2 separate regions of the Homo sapiens genome follow, and region 2 is linked to region 1. A link is a contact called in ENCODE Hi-C or POLR2A ChIA-PET data. All regions are on one chromosome and are shown on one strand. Each heading gives the region's core, a stretch centred on a gene start or an enhancer-like site at or near the end of the contact. The rest is flanking DNA. Distances are from core to core; before and after follow the strand shown.

The links. A loop is a pair of places that touch in the nucleus more often than their neighbours do. ChIA-PET counts read pairs that join two places held with the same protein, here RNA polymerase II (POLR2A).
Region 2: a loop to region 1 is called in a map of sciatic nerve, with 6 times the contacts of the local background. The contact joins the enhancer-like site here to the promoter of CD44 in region 1. A Hi-C loop is called at or near these places in 1 of 168 maps with a recorded cell type or tissue (sciatic nerve). POLR2A ChIA-PET finds 5 or more read pairs at or near these places in 1 of 52 experiments (Panc1).

The regions. Positions count from the first base shown.
Region 1 is chr11:35,136,754-35,143,441 of GRCh38, forward strand. CD44 (CD44 molecule (IN blood group)) reads left to right here and starts at 2,418. Exons shown (of 18, transcript NM_000610.4): 1 at 2,418-2,617. The coding sequence starts at 2,551. CD44-DT (CD44 divergent transcript) reads right to left here and starts at 1,279. Exons shown (of 3, transcript NR_120528.1): 1 at 945-1,279. RefSeq lists enhancers at 1,583-2,147, 3,315-3,815 and a silencer at 2,058-2,127.
Region 2 is chr11:36,297,079-36,303,766 of GRCh38, forward strand. The region is part of intron 1 of PRR5L (proline rich 5 like); the gene reads left to right. Among named protein-coding and RNA genes, the nearest start is that of PRR5L, 4.1 kb to the left of the region's middle. Within about 2 kb of position 3,718, at least 2 of the 41 ENCODE cell types and tissues checked have a DNase peak (open chromatin) inside an H3K27ac peak, as active enhancers do.

The sequences.
Region 1 (6,688 bases), core at 1,168-3,667:
TTTTAAATGGGTGAAATGGTAAATTTTATGTTATGCATATTTTAACATAACAATGATAATAATTTTAACTAAGTACGTTGCCTCCTTATTTCCTACAGGGTCAAGTTCAAACTCCCTGGCATAGCTTACACCTTGTAGTCCCCATACCTGTAACCTCATGTCTGCTATCTTCCCCCAGCCCCTTCATCTGATCTATGTTCAGATCAGCTCACATTGCTCTCTATTCTCTGGACAAGCCATGTTCTTTCACTTTTCTATGCTCAAACACAATTTTGCTTTTAGTAATGATAGCAAACACTTATTTAAAGTGCTTACTGCATGCATATGTAGACATAAATCTACGGCTTAATACATGCAGGGCTTTTGAGTCATTTAATCCTCACCAATTCTATGAAGTAATAGAATTGTAATAGTAATAATAGATACTATTATTAAGCCCATTTTATACTTGAGCAAATTGAGCTAATTGCCTTAGGCAAGGTCACACAACTAAGAAGCAGCCATAATAGGGTTTGGATCTAGGTGTTCTAGCTCCTGAATCCATGCTGTTCGTCACTACACTGTACTGCCTGTGGATGACTTACTTGTCCCTGTAGTTTCATCTGAAGAATTCCTCCTCCTTTTCCTTTGAGGCCTGCCTCAAATATCACTTCCCCTGTGAAGACTGCCTGGTGTTCTCCAGGAGAGAGTGTGACTCCCTTCTCTAGGAATGGTAGCACCCCAAACACACACATTTTGCAGCATATTTCACCTTGCATGGTAATGGCCTGCTTGTGAGTTTTATTCCGTACCAGAGGGTGAGGGCTCTGAAGATAGCGCCAGGTCTTATTTACCTCGATACCCCACAACACTCATTACATGTCTGATGAATGAATGCATAGGGGGATGGCTGGGTGCATTTCTCTCAACTTTTCAATTTCTTGAAATAAATAACAAAATCTTACCTTCCCTCAGAAGTCCTGGCATGGTTCCTTTCATCTTGCCACAGCCACTGATAATCACTTTCATTTTCTGTGTAACTCACCAGGCAAGAAGTCCATGCAGATTTACTTTTAGTAGTTCACATGACAAATAAATACTGCGTTTGATTTCCAAACATTAAACCATAGTATATTATAGATAGATATAGAGTTATCATTCAAAGTATGATATTTCAATCTCAAAAGGCTTCCCCTGAAGAATATTACAAACTCTTCCTCTCTTTAAGATCTGCTGGGTAGGAAAGATGGGAGAAAATGAATTAATGTTTACACAGAAAGGAGGATAATGGGGGCAAAAATAATAGATGAACGTATGGGTGGATGAGAGAATGGATAAAATGATAGGTGGATATGTTGATCTTGGACAGATGGGAAATGAGTGGATATATCAATAAACAGATATGTGGGTGGATGGGTGGAGAAGAGGATGGTGGATGGTTGTGGTTTTATGAAGAGATGTGAAAAAGGAAGTGTGGAATGATGGATGAGAAGTTGTATGGGAAGATGAATAGAAGAATAGGTGGTTGAATAAATTAAAAGGTGTGTGGTTGGATGAATGAATGAGTGGGATGATAGATGGACCTAAGTGGTTAGTGGATGGACAGGAGGATGGATGGATGTGAGAGCCCCAGAAGGACATAAGGAAAGATGGGTGGATAGATGGATGGGCGGATGGAAGGATATTTAGGAGGATGAATGAGCATGTGTGTGGAGAGAGGTGCCCATTCACACTGGCTTGAACACATGGGTTAGCTGAGCCAAATGCCAGCCCTATGACAGGCCATCAGTAGCTTTCCCTGAGCTGTTCTGCCAAGAAGCTAAAATTCATTCAAGCCATGTGGACTTGTTATTGAGGGGAAAAAGAATGAGCTCTCCCTCTTTCCACTTGGAAGATTCACCAACTCCCCACCCCTCACTCCCCACTGTGGGCACGGAGGCACTGCGCCACCCAGGGCAAGACCTCGCCCTCTCTCCAGCTCCTCTCCCAGGATATCCAACATCCTGTGAAACCCAGAGATCTTGCTCCAGCCGGATTCAGAGAAATTTAGCGGGAAAGGAGAGGCCAAAGGCTGAACCCAATGGTGCAAGGTTTTACGGTTCGGTCATCCTCTGTCCTGACGCCGCGGGGCCAGCGGGAGAAGAAAGCCAGTGCGTCTCTGGGCGCAGGGGCCAGTGGGGCTCGGAGGCACAGGCACCCCGCGACACTCCAGGTTCCCCGACCCACGTCCCTGGCAGCCCCGATTATTTACAGCCTCAGCAGAGCACGGGGCGGGGGCAGAGGGGCCCGCCCGGGAGGGCTGCTACTTCTTAAAACCTCTGCGGGCTGCTTAGTCACAGCCCCCCTTGCTTGGGTGTGTCCTTCGCTCGCTCCCTCCCTCCGTCTTAGGTCACTGTTTTCAACCTCGAATAAAAACTGCAGCCAACTTCCGAGGCAGCCTCATTGCCCAGCGGACCCCAGCCTCTGCCAGGTTCGGTCCGCCATCCTCGTCCCGTCCTCCGCCGGCCCCTGCCCCGCGCCCAGGGATCCTCCAGCTCCTTTCGCCCGCGCCCTCCGTTCGCTCCGGACACCATGGACAAGTTTTGGTGGCACGCAGCCTGGGGACTCTGCCTCGTGCCGCTGAGCCTGGCGCAGATCGGTGAGTGCCCGCCGCAGCCTGGGCAGCAAGATGGGTGCGGGGTGCTCAGCGCGGACCCGGCGGCAGCCCCTCCGGCTGAGTCGGCCCTGGGGGACTGGAGTCAAGTGAGCTGTCTGCGAAGTGCATTGGGCTCCGGAAAGCAGGGCTGGGATTTGCGCTAAACCGTTGGAGAATGTGTCTGTGGAAGCACCATTTGGTTGAAAGAAAAAGAGAAAGAGAAGAAAGTTTGTTGGGCAGGCTGCCGGCGCGCAGTTTTGGGCGAGGTCGCTAGAGCTGCAGCACATGGCAGAAAGTAACCGTTCTCCCGGATGCGCACAGTCGTTGTCTGGACTAACAGGCTCCTGTGCCCAAGGGCTCGCCAAGCCCCACCGGGCTGTGTCTAGGCAGGGCAGAGCTGGGCGGGGCAGAGACTGGGGCTGGAACAGGGCGAGTGGCTGTTATCAAGGTGGTCACAGAAGGGATCACAATTCCAAGTGTGAGACTAGCTGGCAATGGGTTTTCCAGAAAGGGGTCCTGGGTTCTCCCAGCTCCCCACTGAGCCTTGTTCCAAAGCTTACAGTCCGCAGTGTCACTGCCACCTTAGCGCTGTGGAAGCTTGAACCAGCTCTGCGGTGAGGTCTTGGGTCTCCATGAGATTCCAGCCTGGGATAGGGAGCATGAATATGAGAGGCAACCACTGGACCAGCTGCTTGGTCCTCACCACCTCCTGCTTCTGCCAATCAGTGTGGGGAAATCTCAACAGTAAGGTGGCTTATATTCCCTGCCTGGCAGCCTCAGAGCAGAGAGAAGAGCCTTGATACCAGGGCAACATCAGGGACCCTGGAGCTAGGGCTCCAATATCTCATCCAAACAGGGTCAGTGCTTTGTGGTGGCTATGGAGGGGAGGGGCTGCGTGTAAGGTATATTCTAGCACGGCTCAACTCCAAGCATTCTCTTTCTTTGTCTATGTATGTACAGATAATTACATGGCCGATTTGCTTATCGCTGGCCAAAATTAATCTTTCTTTTAAGAAGTGCCAGCTGGGTCATTAAGACAGCTCAGCCTGCATGCAGTAAATTCTACTCAGCAAATATTTATTAACCCAGTTCCACGGGAGTACTGAGAAATTGAAACACACAGTCTCACCCAGGTAGTTTAGATTGAGTACCCAGTATAAAGTATCTTGAATTACTTTCTGCTTTCTCTATCTTCCTACTTTCTGCAGTAGGAAGAAAGTGACCCTAGGTGGAGGCTAGGCAGGATGAGTTCTCTGTGCATATGCATCTCCCTTTCTGTGTGAGTGAGAGGTCTTTGCTAGGTGGGGATTTGGGGATCTAGGATTTATACTACTGAAGCTGAAATAATAATAATAATGATAGCAACAACACAGCCTGTCATGGTGGCCCATGCCTGTAATCCTAGGACTTTGGGAGGCTGAGGCAGCAAATTACCCAAGGTCAGGAGTTTGAGACCAGCCTTGGCCAACATGGTGAAACCCCATCTTTACAAAAAATACAAAAATTAGCAGGGTGTGGTGGTGCACACCTGTAGTCCCAGCTGCTTGGGACGCTGAGGCAGGAGAATTGCTTGAACCTAGGAGGTGAAGGTTGCAGTGAACCAAGATTATGCCATTGCACTCCAGCCTGGGTGACAAAGCGTGACTCTGTTAAAAAAAAAAAAATGAATACAGTGCTAGCTACCATTTACTGTATATTTTCACTGTGCCAGGCATTATGTTAAATATTTTCCATGTGTTATCTCATTCTACCCTCACAATGGCCTAGTAAGAAGCTTCCTGTTATCAGGCCTGTTTGACAGGAGGAAAACTGATGCTTAGAGACGTTAAGTGACTTGCTGGCATTCACATAGCCAGGAGCAGTGCTGGATGGAAACCCAGCTCCACTGAGCTCCAAAGCCTAGGCTTAGAATATGTTAGACTGTATAAGATGGACGAACTTGGAAGGATTTCAGGGAGGGAAGGATTTTGGTGGACTCTAGGCCTTAGGGAAAGTTCCAAAAGGGACTGGAGCTCAAATAAGCCCTTGAAAAGTGGAAACATTCAGGATGGGAGAGAAGAGTCAAGCTGGAGATCAGGGAGAGCCCTGGGCCTGGCCTGAAAGAAGAGGGCCCTGGTGGTTTCCCTATAGTCTCTAGGGAAGTTTATTTGTATGTTACCTACCAGTGCCATCTTCTGCTTTGTCTTTGGGCATTCTGACTCCTGACTCCTTCCAACCTGTCTCCCCGTTCCTTCTAAAAGGCCCCACTTCCAAATATTTGGCACTGTCCTAACCCTTGAGGTTCTCCCAGAGACCCGCAGTCTCCCTCCTGCCCCGTGTTTCCACGGCCCCTTTGCGCAGCATCATTTAGAGGAAGTACAATGAAGTGCCAGTAGCAATAACTGCCCCGGCCCTCGCTTTCATGTGCTTGTAAAGTTGTTTGGCAGGAACTGGGACTTGGAAAGGAGACATGACTTTGTCAGAGGGCTTGGGGCTGGGCATGGTGTGGGTGGCGAAGGGGAGAAGGAGGAAAGGGGAAGGAAAGGAGCTCTTGTTGCCCCATTCTGGGGAGTGGTGGACTCTGGACAACCACGAGGAAACTTTGGAAAGGAGCAAGGCTTTGAGGAGGAGTCCAGTCTTTGTATGGGAAAGCAAAAAGTGGAGAAATGGCCAAATGTAGTTAAGTGACATTGGACCCAGAAACTCTGAGTTGGGGAACAGATATCTTGAATTCGGGGTCTTGTGCAGGAGGAAGAAAGTGGCCCTTGGTGGAGGCCAGGGGGGATGAGTCCTTCATGCACATGCATCTCCTTGTCTCTGTGGGTGAGGGGATCTTTTTTTTTAATTATTATTATACTTTAAGTTTTAGGGTTCAACCATTGTGGAAGTCAGTGTGGCGATTCCTCAGGGATCTAGAACTAGAAATACCATTTGACCCAGCCATCCCATTACTGGGTATATACCCAAAGGACTACAAATCATGCTGCTATAAAGACACATGCACATGTATGTTTATTGTGGCATTATTCACAATAGCAAAGACTTGGAACCAACCCAAATGTCCAACAATGATAGACTGGGTGAGGGGATCTTTGCTTGGGAATTGCATGCCTGGTGTTGAGAAAGAGGAGAGCGTCTGAGAGCCCTGGGTCTTAGGGCTGGCACACACCTTTCTGCTCCCTTCTCTCTAATTGAGCATTAGAGACTCCGCCCCCTGCTGGGAGTTAGAACTTTAGCTGTGTTTTCCCATGTGAAGGAGCAAAGAGGCAAAGCTTCATCTCTGTTGGGGCTAGCATCAACTAATTCAGGTATTCCCCATTTACACATTGGACATCTACTTGCTGCAAAGGCATGGTGACAAGTCCTTGTGTGGGAGGCTGGCAGCCAGTAGGAAAATGTTCCATTTGTTTTTTCCCAAATTTCCCCACAAAGGAGGGGATGCTGGACAGCATGAAATTCTTAGTTCATGACAGATTCCCTTCCATTCATTCAGGAACTATTTCCTGACTCATTGTCATAGACTCAGAGATGGGAACTCTAAGGATCATTTAGAAAATCTGAAAGAGAGGGACTAGTGACTTCCCCTCTCTGCGACTTGTTAAGATATTAGGGCAGGGCATTTCTCTCATGTATCTCTATCATGAGGACTGTGGGAGCCTCAACCCCACCCCCTGCAGTGGGTGGGGAGGGTGTGGTCTACTGGGGTAACAACATTTGTTTCACACCTTAAATACTACCTTACAGACTCATTACAGTTTTATATATTACTCTACAATATACCCAATTTGAGTTTAATACAATAATAATGATATATATTTTTGACCATATAGCAATGTTGGTGTTCGACAATGATTCTCTGTATTGTCCTGGGGCTTCTAGCACCTCCTGGAACATCGCTAGATGGTCAGGAGCACCAAAGTTTTAAAAACCTGATGCTCTGCTGTGGTACCATATGGTCCTGTGTAAAGCAGGGTCCTAAGTCCTGAGTCTCTAGGAAATACTGCTCAGTGAGCACTGACTCTATACTAGATGTGAAGCCGGGGGTAGCACAGGATATCTTATCTAAGCCTCCCAACAGCCCAATACACCTAGCAC
Region 2 (6,688 bases), core at 2,468-4,967, 1.2 Mb after region 1:
GATCTCTATTTTATGGATGAGGAAATTGAAGTACGGATAATTTAAGTCATTCACCCGGGGTCACACAGTTGTTAAATGGCAGAGCCTGGATTTGAATTCAGTTTTCTCTTAAGTAGTATGGGAATCTTAGACCCGCCCAGCCCTGCTGGTCTGGAGTTATTCTGCTTCTCTAGGTCATGGTGTATAGAGGGTGACATTCAGTTTCTGGCTTCATAGAACATCTGCACCCAAGTTGACAGCTTAAGGAATTTTTTCGTTTGTTTATTTTAAATGATTTTTCTATTGGCATCAGCTTTTGTCTTGCTTGAAGAAGATGGAATTGCTCAATGACGACAGTGAAGGAATTTGAAAGGGTAAGAATTGCTCAATGAGTGGTATCTCTTTTTTGGCCAGAGACCAGGCTAAGTTGCCTCATATGTAAGAGAACATACGTCAAATACACAGGACTCATGGTATATTATGGAAGCAAACTTTATTTTTGCCTATCATTGTCCCTAATTTTTTTCAGCAGGTCCTCCCTCTTCCCTTGCCCTGGGATGAAAATTAAGGTAGGTCCACAACTCTTATGGGCCCCCTTCAGGAATCAAAAGTTCTTAAGTCGCTTTTAGTTCCAGCACAGCCTCATTCAGCAATTGGGATGTCCAGTCCCAGGGAATCAGCCAGATCTTTGAATTTGGTTCCCAGTGGAGACTTTTCTCCCTCCTCCAGTGGGGCCTGCAGCTTGGAAAGGGGGTCTGTGGTTGGCTTCTCATTTCCCACGTTAAGCTTCCATCCTTCTCTCCTCTGGCTTACTGATGATTCTGACTCCTGGCAGGGGGAAGGGGAAAAGAGAAGAGGCAGGAAAGGAGCTGGAAGTCCGTACTTGGTTAATGCTGTGGCAAGCTGGCATTTCAGTGGCAGGTTCTGGTGGGTGTGTAAACCTAGTTCTTTCTCTCTAGGCACAATCTTGTGGATACTTCAGAGAGCACCATTATTTCTCATCTTTGGGGATCTCTGAGTTGCTGGTCCCTTGAAGCTGGTTGCCTAATAAGACTCCTTCCTTAGTTCCCTGGCATCTAAGCAGTGCCGTATTAGTTTGCTGGGACTGCCATGACAAAATATCACAGACTGAGGGGCTTAAACCAGCAGTCCCCAATTTTTTTGGTACCAGAGACCAGTTTTGTAGATGACACTTTTTTCCACAGACCAGGGTAGGGATGGTTTCAGGATGATTCAAGTGCATTACATTTATTGAGAACCTTATTTATATTATTATTACATTGTAATATATAATGAAATAATTACACAATTCACCACAGTGTAGAATCAGTGGGAGCCCTAAACTTGTTTTCCTCCAATTAGACAGTCCCATATGGGGGTGATGGGAACCAGTGACAGATCATCAGGCATTAGATTCTCATAAGGAGCATGCAAACTAGACCCCTCACATGCGCAGTTCACAATAGGGTTTGTGCTCCTATGAGAATCTAATGCTGCTGCTGATCTGACAGGAGGTGGAGCTCAGGTGGTAATGTGAATGATTGGGAGCAGCTGTAAATATGGATGAAGCTTCGTGCTCTCTCTGTCCCTGCTGTGTGGCCTGGTTCCTAACAGACCACAGACCAGTACTGGTCCATGGCCCGGGAGTTGGGGGCCCCGGGCTTAAACAACAGAACTTAATTTTCTCCCAGTTCTGGAGGTTAAAAGTCCAAGATCAAGGTGTTGGAAGGTTTGTTTTCTCCTGAGGTCTCTGTCCTTGGCTTGTGGATGGCCACCTTCTCACTGAGTTCTCACATGGTCTTTCCTCTGTGTGTGCATTCCTGGTGTCTCTTGGCATGTGCAAATGTCCTCTTCTTATAAGGACAGCAGTCAGAGAGGATTAAGGCCTACCCTAAGGGGTTCATTTTAACTTAATCACATTTTTAAAGGTCCTGCTTCTAAATGCAGTCACATTCTAAGGTCCTGGGGGTTAGGGCTTCATCATATAAATTTTGGGAGGATAGTTGAGGCCACAACAAGTGCTGTCAGCTTTTCTCTGAAGGTAAATTTCCATTCCTCCTGGTGGTCCTTGTCAGAAGGACCTACACATCCCAGAGGTTGGCCACAGTACATCTCTGGCTTATGGAAAATGCTCGTTTCATTATCCCAGGAAATCCAAAGCTACCACGTTCTCTCCACTCCAGCTGATCACTCCATCTCTCTTGTATTTTGGGATTCACAGACATGATTCAGACATCAGCCCTCAGTGACAGTCAACCTCCAGGGACACAGCATCTTGGAGGCCAATCTTGGAGGGTGGGTAGTGGGCAATTGGGACTTGGAGTGCTCCTATTGCTTTCTCCAAAATTCCTCCTCTACACCACCAACTGTTCTTCTCACCCAGCTTTCTTTGTGGGCTGAAGATGGTCAGTTAAGAGGGAAACCAGTTTCGTGCCACTTCTTTTGTCAGCCCTGCATGATGGCCTCAGTGTCACAGCTCACTTTGAAACATGTCTTTTGTCCTTGGCAATACCTGAACTGAGACCATAGTCATTTTTACATCCTGCTACACAAATAGCATCTCATTTAGTTTTCATAAAGAACCCTAGGAGTTCTTCTGCATATGGAAGAGGAATCTGGAGCTCAGAAAGGTTAACGAATTCACCCAAAAGAGATTATTCAGCGAGTGGCGGGGAGGGGAGTAGAGATTCAAGCTTTAACCCACTTCATTATTTACTTCTCTGGGCCTTCATCATCCAGGCTTCTTAGAGCTTTTACCTACTGGAGTTTGGTCTGTGCTGCTAAAATGTTTTCTTCTTAGCAGAAAACTATAAAGGTAAACAACAACAACAACAACAACGACAAACACTTCATCGCTGCTTGCACCACTTGTGATGCAGGGGCTGGCAACAGGAGTGACAGGTGCATCAGGAGCTTTCTTAAGTATGTTGTGAGATGAGCTCTGTGTACCCAGGAAAGTCTTTGACTGCTTGAAAGTCCTCCATCCCTGCCCCACTATAATTTAATCAGCAGAATAATGAAGTACAAGTGAAATATCTTTTTTTTTTGTAGAAATGCATAAAAGCAATTCTGTTAGTCTGTTTTGTGTTGCTGTAAAGGAATACCTGAGACTGGGTAATTTTTAAAGAAAAGAGGTTTATTTGGCTCACGTTTCTGCAGGCTGTACAAGCATGGCACTTGCATCTGCTCAGCTTTTGGTGAGGCCTCAGGGAGTTTTACTCATGGCAGAAGGTGAGGGGGGAGCATGTCACACGGTGAGAAAGGGTGCAAGAGAGTGCCAGGCTCTTTTTAAATGACCAGCTTTCTTGTGAACTTACAGGGTAAGAACTCACTCCATTATCACCAGGGCAGCACCAAGTCATTCATGAAAGATCTGCCCCCGTGACCCAAACATGTCCCACTAGACCCCACCTCCAATGCTGGCAATCTCATTTCAACATGAGATTTAGAGGAGACAAACATTCAAACTATATCAGCAATATTGCATTCTGAGAATTTTATTCAAGGCAGAAGGGGCCATATCATCTCACCTTCTAGCTCCCAGGAGGTACTTAACCTAAAGATGACTTCCGAATATGAAGCTATTTAAAAGAAAAAAAAAATCCTCTTTTTTGTTTAGATTTTTAATTATTTTCTTTACAAATAAAGAAGCCCAAGCCTGTCATTGCCCATTCTTCCTTAGGAAAGGGAAAGCTACATATGGGCCTGGCAGTGGTTCAGAGGCTGCCTGCCAAGGCTGTGTCAGGTTCATCTGGCAGCCGTGCAGAGCTGGGCTGGGCTGGGCCGGGCTGAAGTTGGGGCCCAGGGCACAGGCCTGGGATGGGCTGGAGCTGCAGCTGTCTCCGTCCAGTGAGGAAGGGGAGGATGATATTTCTGTTCACCCACTCAGCAATTATTTAACAAACATTTATTGTGCCCAAGACTTTTGTGGGCTCTCTGCCAGGAAAGGGCAGGTCATTGAATGGGCCCTGGGAAAAATGATGTCTGAGCTTCTCTCCAGTTCTCAGAGAAAGGTAAAGCACTGGAAGCGGGCGATTCAGGGAGAGGGCATGGAGGCATGGAAAAGCATGGTGTGCTTGGAGATCTATGGATGGTTTTGAACTGCTCAAGCACAGGCCGGGGTCAAGGGAGGGCAGGGGTCAGAAGAGGGAGGAGGAAGAAGGTGGAGGAGCTTCCAAATTGGAACTTGGTAGGCAGGTTGGGCCCTGGGAGGGCCACAGAAGGGTCTGAAGCAGAGTTGTGACCAGAGTGGGTTTGTCTTTTAGAGGGAACTCTGAGGCAGGACGGGGACACACTTGAGCATCAGAGGCGTCAAGGCTCAGGGAGAGGGGTGAGGGAAGATGAAGGGCAGAACCGAAGCCCTGGCTGAGATCATGGGAATGGGGAGGGGTTAAGCTGGAGAGAGTGGCAGCCACCTGAGGGAGGGGTTGGTCTAGAATGTCTTTCAGGTTTCTGACTTGAACTACAGAAGGGATGCTATGCCATGATGGGTCAGTGTGTGTGTAGGGGGCCGAGGACCCTTCCCAGCTGGAGGAAGTGGGGCATGGGGGGTCGGGGTGTTGTCCTTTCTTTTAATAAACATACGGAGGGGCTGCCCTGAGCTGCGTGCTGGGAGAGGAGAGCAGAGGGGACACCTTCCATTCCTTACAGAGCCCTTGGGCCAATGAAAGAGCAATTCAAATGCAATGGAGCAGGAAGACCCTAAGAGAGAATTGGAAAATGACTGGGAAAATTTGAATGTAGACCAAGCATTCAGTGATATTAGAGAATTATTAATTTTTTAAGGTGTGATGAAATTATTGTGTTTTAGGTGGGAGAATACCCCCTCATCTTTTTTTCTTTTGGGGAGATGCAAGCTGGAATATTTAGGAGTGAAATATCATGATGTCTGTAATTTACTTGGAAACAAATAAATACAGAGGGAGAGAAGGAGAGACAGAAAGAGAATGTGCAAATATGGCAAAACGTTACCAATTGTTGGGAGTATATGGGAGTTTACTGTACTGTTATTGCACTGTGCTTTTGGCTTTTCTGTGTGAAATATTTTGTAGTAAAAACTGGAAAATACAAAGTAGCAAGCGCATTGATGGGAGGTAAGGGTACCACAGGAACACAATGAATGGCCTCTAATCAGAATTTGATGCATGAGGGATGCTTCTAAAGAAAACAGCATCTAAGACCTGAGGAAGAGTGATCCTTGAAGCGGGGATGGGGAAGAATTTTGGGGAGAATGTACTAGGCAGAGAGGGAACAGCCTGTGTGTAGGCCTGCTGGCCTGTCTTGCTAGAGGAACAAAAAGACATTTAACGTGAGTGTCAAATGTGAAGCAGAGTCACCAAGAGATGGGAAGAGAAAGGTAGGCAGGTCCTATAGAGTCTTATAAGTTTGGACTCTGTCCCAACCACAGCATAACTAGGGGGGCTTCATTTCAGAAAGATGCTGGCTCAGCTGGGTGCGGGGGCTCACACCTGTTATCCCAGCACTTTGGGAGGCCAAGGCAGGCAGATCACCTGAGCTCAGGAGTTCGAGACCAGCCTAGGCAACATGGCGAAAACCCATCTCTACTAAACATACAAAAAATTAGCTGGGCATGGTGGCGGGCACCTGTAATCCCAGCTACTCGGGAGGCTGAGGCACGAGAATCGCTTGAGCCTGGGAGGTGGAGCTTGCAGTTAGGTGGAGGTTGCAGTGCACTGCACTCTAGCCTGGGTGACGGAGCGAGACTCTGTCTCAAAATAAAAATAAAAATAAAAAAGAAAGATGCTGGCTCACGTGTGTGCAGTTGCTAGGATCTGGCAGCCCCTGTTTTAAGCACTTCATCTATATGAGTTCGCCTAATCCTCACCATGACTTTATCAAGGATGTGCAGATTAGCACCTCTATTTATGAGAGAAGCCAGCCAAGGCACAGAAGAGTGAAGTCACCTGCTCAAGGTCACATATCTGGAAGAGTCAGGATTCGAGCCCAGGCATCCTGGCTCCAGAGCCCACGCTGCCCTAATCGCAAGGCAACACTGCCTCTTGAGTTTAGTCTCTCTGTGTGGAGAAGGAAGTGGAGGGAAGCAGGACTCTTCCTCAAGACAGGAAGACAGCTTAGGAAGCAACCGTACACATCCAGACTCAAGGTGATGGTGACTTGAACTAAAACAATAACAGTGGTGATGGAGAGAAATAGATGTAATAGAAAGTTATTTTGGAGTGAAATCTATAGGACTTGGTACTTGAACAGTTGTGTCAGGGAAGTCAAAGACAATGCCCAATCCATACCCCACTGAACACCTAGCTCTGTGCCTTCTTGGCAGGAGAAAAGGGCTAGAGTAAGAGAATGTGGAGATACCTTGCTCATAAAAAAATCGAGAAGACATTATCAGAACCATAACATCCCCTTCAACTGTGAGGAGCAGACTGTTGTCCACCCAACCTACATATCTCTTTCCTGGCTTCCACTAATCCTCACTTTTGGTGCAACTTGCCATTTTCACTGTTTGAATTTTTTAATCTGCACCTGTTATAAAATAGAGATCATTCCTTTATCCTGACTTGACTGGAAAAACAGAGTCAAACCACAGCTCCTGGTCCCTTCCCTAATTGTCTCTCAACTCACTAACCTGCCATTAGCCTTGAGTGATGTGACGTATGCACCTGTCTGTGTTTCACAAGAAGCCCTTGATCCTTGGGCCTCTTCAGAGGGCTTAACTGGAATGAAAAAT